Regions from separate parts of the Homo sapiens genome. Here region 2 is linked to region 1. A link is an interaction called in ENCODE POLR2A ChIA-PET data of the cell type or tissue named here. Cell type or tissue: CD4-positive, alpha-beta T cell. All regions are shown on one strand.

Region 1 (2,500 bases):
TCTAAATCCTGCCTGGACCTTCTCATGACATCCCTGAATGATGTATAAACACAGGACAATAGGTCTGGGAAGCAAGGCACCACTCTATTATTGGCTGGGCCAGGGCTTTGAACTCCAGTATAGAGCTTTCTGGCAAGGTGTAGCACTGAGATTAGGCTCAAGGCCTAACCACCAGATGATACAAGCATACCCCACCATGCAAGAGGAAGAGACAGCACCTGTCTGACCTGAAGGGCTGAACCATATGGAATTCAGAAGCAGGAAGGACAGAGAACAAAAGTTGGCCAAGCAAGTCTGTCTGGGTCCTTTTGTTGATCTGGTCTTATGAAGCAAAGAAACAAGAGAGGCAAAACCATGGGCATGATTTTCTAAACTACATGAGGTGCAAAAAATGCAAAACATAGTTGTTGGCCTTAAGGAGTGTAAAATAGAGTCAGTGAGGAAGATTTATATGCAGAATAGGCAACTTTGAATAATATAGAAGACATCAGTCAGTGTAAACCCCTTGCAGTTAATGGTGTTTGTTTTCTTTCAGTGTCACTAGCTATAATAACTTAAGAGCTCATTTTCTTTTCCCAAGGCCTGGGTCATTAGAGAGACAAGGTTTTCTCATGACCTCTGTCATTTGCCCAGCCCTGCCAAGGTACCTTGCCACAGAGGGCAGGGCTGTGGCCAGGATCCAGGTGAATGGGTTATCCCATTACAGTGCTAGAGTGGGCCATGTTAGGACAAGCAGTCTTCACGACTCTCAGGCTCAAGGAAAATTATATGAAACTTGGAACCCAGAATTGCCTGTTTGTTTTGACAGTGGGCCCTGTGCCCTTCTCTACTCTTAATTTATGACAGTTGCATAGGCATTATGGAAGTAGCAGATGTGGGAAGGACTGTTTAAACATTGACTTTCCTTCTGATACTAATCAAGTTAGTTTTGGACACAGAAATTGGTATGACCATGAATTATTCCTTTAGCAAATTGCGAGTTCTTTTTCCATGGATTTATCATGTAATACATGCACACACACACAACTTTGTTTTCTTTATTCCCTTACTGCTTATTCTGAAGCTGTCATTTTGGTATCTTTTTCCTCTGCTTACTTTGACTTTCTTTGTAATCTTTCTATCTAAGTCCTGACTTCACTCCTTTCCCTCAGACAACTCACTGAAGGCTCTAGTCTGAGTATTCTTAAATCACACTCTGTTATTTTTAAAGTACAATTTTAGCTCTGTCATGTGTGCCATGTTTTCTAAGAATTTATGGGCATATTTACATCAGGATCTACCAGATTTTAACAAAATAATCTTAACTCTTTTGCTAGTTTCATTTATGAGACTTTCATTGCACTATGAACTTCAACTCTAGAAACAGTGGTGACATGGCTTTGATAATTCTGGAGCCTTTTTAACAGTCTCAAGTGAGCGGGATAATTTTAAAACAAGCTGACCTCCCAAGTAGAGTACCTGGGCAGCCCTCTGGCTGTAAGTAAGGCTGTGGTCTGTTCTCTTTTCGGTGTAGGCGGAGGGCCATCCCGCTTCAGAGCCCTCACTTCACACACAGGATGTTCCAATGTGGATGATGCAATTCTTATCACAAACAATCTACAAAGGATTGAGATATGTTTAAAATCATTTCCTGGAGTTTGTGGTGATATGCACTCTTTCTGTTTGTCTAATCTGAAGGCCTGTTGCAAGAACAATCTGAGCTCATTATGTGACTCAAAAACCAGAGAGAACTGCAATCTCTCTGTGTGATGAGGACTGACTGGGAATTAGGGTATTTCCAGTTGTAGAAATGTCTTTCATTCTAACAAGGACTAGTGCATTCTTTTTCCTTAAAGAGAGAGGAGAAATAGAAAGAACAAGTGTCATAGCAAAAAATAAAAATAAAAAAAATCCACCTATATATGAGCTTATAGTTTTAACTTTTTAATTGAGAAAAACTTTAATAAAGCTCTACATGTGTTATGAATATAGCATTGTCATCCACAGATGTGCCTATAGGAGAACTTTAAATAAAAAAAAAAGTTTAATTCTATAACAGACATCAAAGATTATGTCACGTGATACTTTGATAATAACACCACCTGGTATTTATTGAGTACTCTTTCCTTGCCAAACATGTAATACCCATAATTACTCTAGGAGCTTTGCAAAATTATTACCCCCTTTACAAATGAGAGGAGTGTGACTCAGAAATGTTAAGTAATTAACCTAAGATTACAGAGCTGATAATTAATAAAGATAGGGGAAGCTAATGCAAAATGAGACAAAATGTTCCAAACGTACATATTTTTGTAAGTATCCAAGAAGGAGAGTGACAGGATGTAGTTGGCATTTATAAATAATATTTAAATTTTATTTTAACATAAACTTTATGAAGTAAGAGAAACTTTCAGAATCTTGAATGAAAAATTCTGTTAGAGAATTTCCAATGTTAGCATCATTGGCTTTACCATCAGCTGTTTCCTGGGCAAAGATGATAGTTACCATCCATCTTTTCATC
Region 2 (2,500 bases), 310 kb before region 1:
ACCCACGATCTACCATTCTTGGAAAAAACTGAGAAAATAGTCACTCAAACCATGTCTGTACAGACTAATTCTTATGGAACTAACTGAGAAATGCTGTTTTAGAGGGCAGATGAAGGTTGTATACAATAGCTACTCTACAAGATCCATATCTAGGAGTTATGACTATCAAGTTTCTCACAATCCTGAGTGCCTGACCCAGTGAACAGCATTCAATAAATACTTGAGGCCAGGCATCGTGGCTCATGCCTGTAATCCCAGCACATTGGGAGGCCAAGGTGAGTGGATCACCTGAGGTCAGGAGTTGGAGACCAGCCTGGCCAACATGGTGAAACCCCGTCTCTACTAAAAATGCAAAAATTAGCTGGGGGTGGTTGTCCCAGCTACTCAGGAGGCTGAGACATGGAGAATTGCTTGAACCTGGGAGGCAGAGGTTGCAGTGAGCCAAGATCACGCCACTGTACTCCAGCCTGGACAACAGAGTGAGACTCGGTCTCAAAAAGAAAAAAAAAAAAAGACTTGAAGGAATAAATTAATGATTCAGGACTTGTGATTCTATCTAGATAAACAAACCATAAAAGTCACAGTCCTAAAGTAAAGGGATAACAGAGAACACCTGAAAAAAATTCACTTGTACTTTAACCTGTGCCAAGAAATTTTTAAACATCACACCTTCCTTGTATTAAACCATGGCCATAGTGTACTCCATTGTTCCCTTTCTCTGCAGAAAGGTTTAGTTGTGAACCTGGACAGATTGACTGTATGAGCTGGAACACAGTGTGTGATATCAGACAAGGGACGTGTTCCAGAGAATAGAGCAGGAGAAAACCCCAAACTTAAGTGTTTGCTTTTGATAGATACTTGTTCTATTTTTACTCTGGAACCTAGTACATGAGGTTGGGGGTGGGGTCAATGTCTGGTATTATGACATTTCTAAACCAGTCACTGCTTGCTGTTTCACCTCAGCTATCAACAGCTTCCTGTTGTTTCATGCGTCAGATGCAGTCTGATAAGCCCAAGGTGAGCCGTGTCCTGTTTCTCATCTCTGATATATGGGAATCCATCTTCATACAGGATGCTGTGGTATGTAAAACAAACCACGGTGAAACAGTCAAGGAGTTGCTGCAATGTTTTAAGCTTCTGTATTTTGCAGCATTCTCTCACCACGTTTTGGAGTCAAGGCAATGAATACTCCTTAACCTTCTTCTTCCTCTACACCCCTATTAGCCTGTGAATTCTTAAACCTTCAGTACAACATGGACCTGCAAGAGGTGCTGCACCTGTGCTTTTGATCAGATTCAACAACATCAATAATTACAGAAACAGAACATTAAGTAAAAGGAAGGGCTATAAACAATGGGATCCTTGAAGGCAGCCAGTCCCTCGGCCTTGAATCAGTGCTTACCACAGTATAACGCTAATAGCTGAACACAGGTGGAGCACAAAAGGCTCAAGCTGCCCAACAGGGTCTCCAAGCAGCTGCTAGCCTGTAAGGTCAAGTACGGCAATATGTTCAGACTTTCCAGAAAGTTCCACTTCTGTGTGGAAAAAAAGTCCCACATACCACACTTTTCAAAAAGTGGAATAGGCTACAGCTTAACAAATGAGTTCCAGCTGTTTAAAATTAGACTGCTAAAAGAAATTCCATATAAGAATATTCTCTGGGACTATCACATTTTCATTAATTAGAACCTGGATAATTCCTTCACTTAAAGAACTGACCTCTCCAAATTGAAGGTTGAGATAGTTAAATAATTGTTGATAGGCATGTTGGTTGTATTAATGCCATCTCCGTTACTTAAATTGCTTACATTAGTTTTAAAGTTGTATGTTTTTAAAAGTGAAATGCTTGCATTTCCATGCAGAAGACACTGACCACACTAAAACCATTTGACTCATGGGAGGGCAACGGAGTGGAAACTGGAAGAATTTTGCACCAGCACTTAGGAACCTGGGTGATGATTCCTATTTTACCATTCATTGTTTTCATGCACTGGGAAAACTCTCTTCAGCTCCTCTGTTCAAGTATAATATTGAAATTATGTGTATGGAACATCAGGGTTGTCCAAAGTCCATCCCAGCTCTCAAATTGAGAATGCCATGACTTTTCTGGTATGAATTGTATTTTTAATATATGTCTTAATATCAAACATAGACATGTGTAACTTGGCCCCTTAAACTAGGGTAGGGGTTTCTCTAGATATACCTCATCCTTCTTCCTTCTTTCATGTCTATTTAATGCAATAAAGTGACAAGATCCTTTCTAGTTTCTATTTCCCTGGTCTTAGAGTCTGATCTTATGGTGATATTGGTCTCTTCTAAATCCAAAACCCACCACTCTTTGACACGTTGAAAAGTATCCATTGTTACTCCTCTCCCATTTAGGAATACTTCAGTGGGAAAGTTTGAGGGGAATAGATCTAAGGAAATCTGAGAGTGTCTCTTCTTTGAAAAACAAAAGGACTTACATAATACAAAATATACATATCCATTTTGCTCAACA

The links. ChIA-PET counts read pairs that join two places held together with the same protein. Peaks named below come from ENCODE experiments on the same cell type or tissue, not always from the same donor. Only the 100,000 strongest peaks of a DNase experiment are listed, where the experiment ranks them.
Region 2: POLR2A ChIA-PET joins it to region 1 with 5 read pairs; 1 of 35 experiments calls an interaction of 5 or more read pairs at or near these places.

The regions. Positions count from the first base shown.
Region 1 is chr5:53,030,292-53,032,791 of GRCh38, forward strand. All of the region lies in intron 2 of ITGA2 (integrin subunit alpha 2), which reads left to right. The region is part of intron 1 of LOC124900974 (a long non-coding RNA gene); the gene reads right to left. Among named protein-coding and RNA genes, the nearest start is that of ITGA2-AS1, 41 kb to the left of the region's middle. In CD4-positive, alpha-beta T cell, no CTCF peak of the experiment used is centred here; a DNase peak (open chromatin) is centred at 1,560.
Region 2 is chr5:52,724,582-52,727,081 of GRCh38, forward strand. All of the region lies in intron 2 of PELO-AS1 (PELO antisense RNA 1), which reads right to left. Among named protein-coding and RNA genes, the nearest start is that of ITGA1, 62 kb to the right of the region's middle. In CD4-positive, alpha-beta T cell, no CTCF peak of the experiment used is centred here; a DNase peak (open chromatin) is centred at 990; H3K4me3 peaks cover 412 bases; H3K27ac peaks cover 1,637 bases.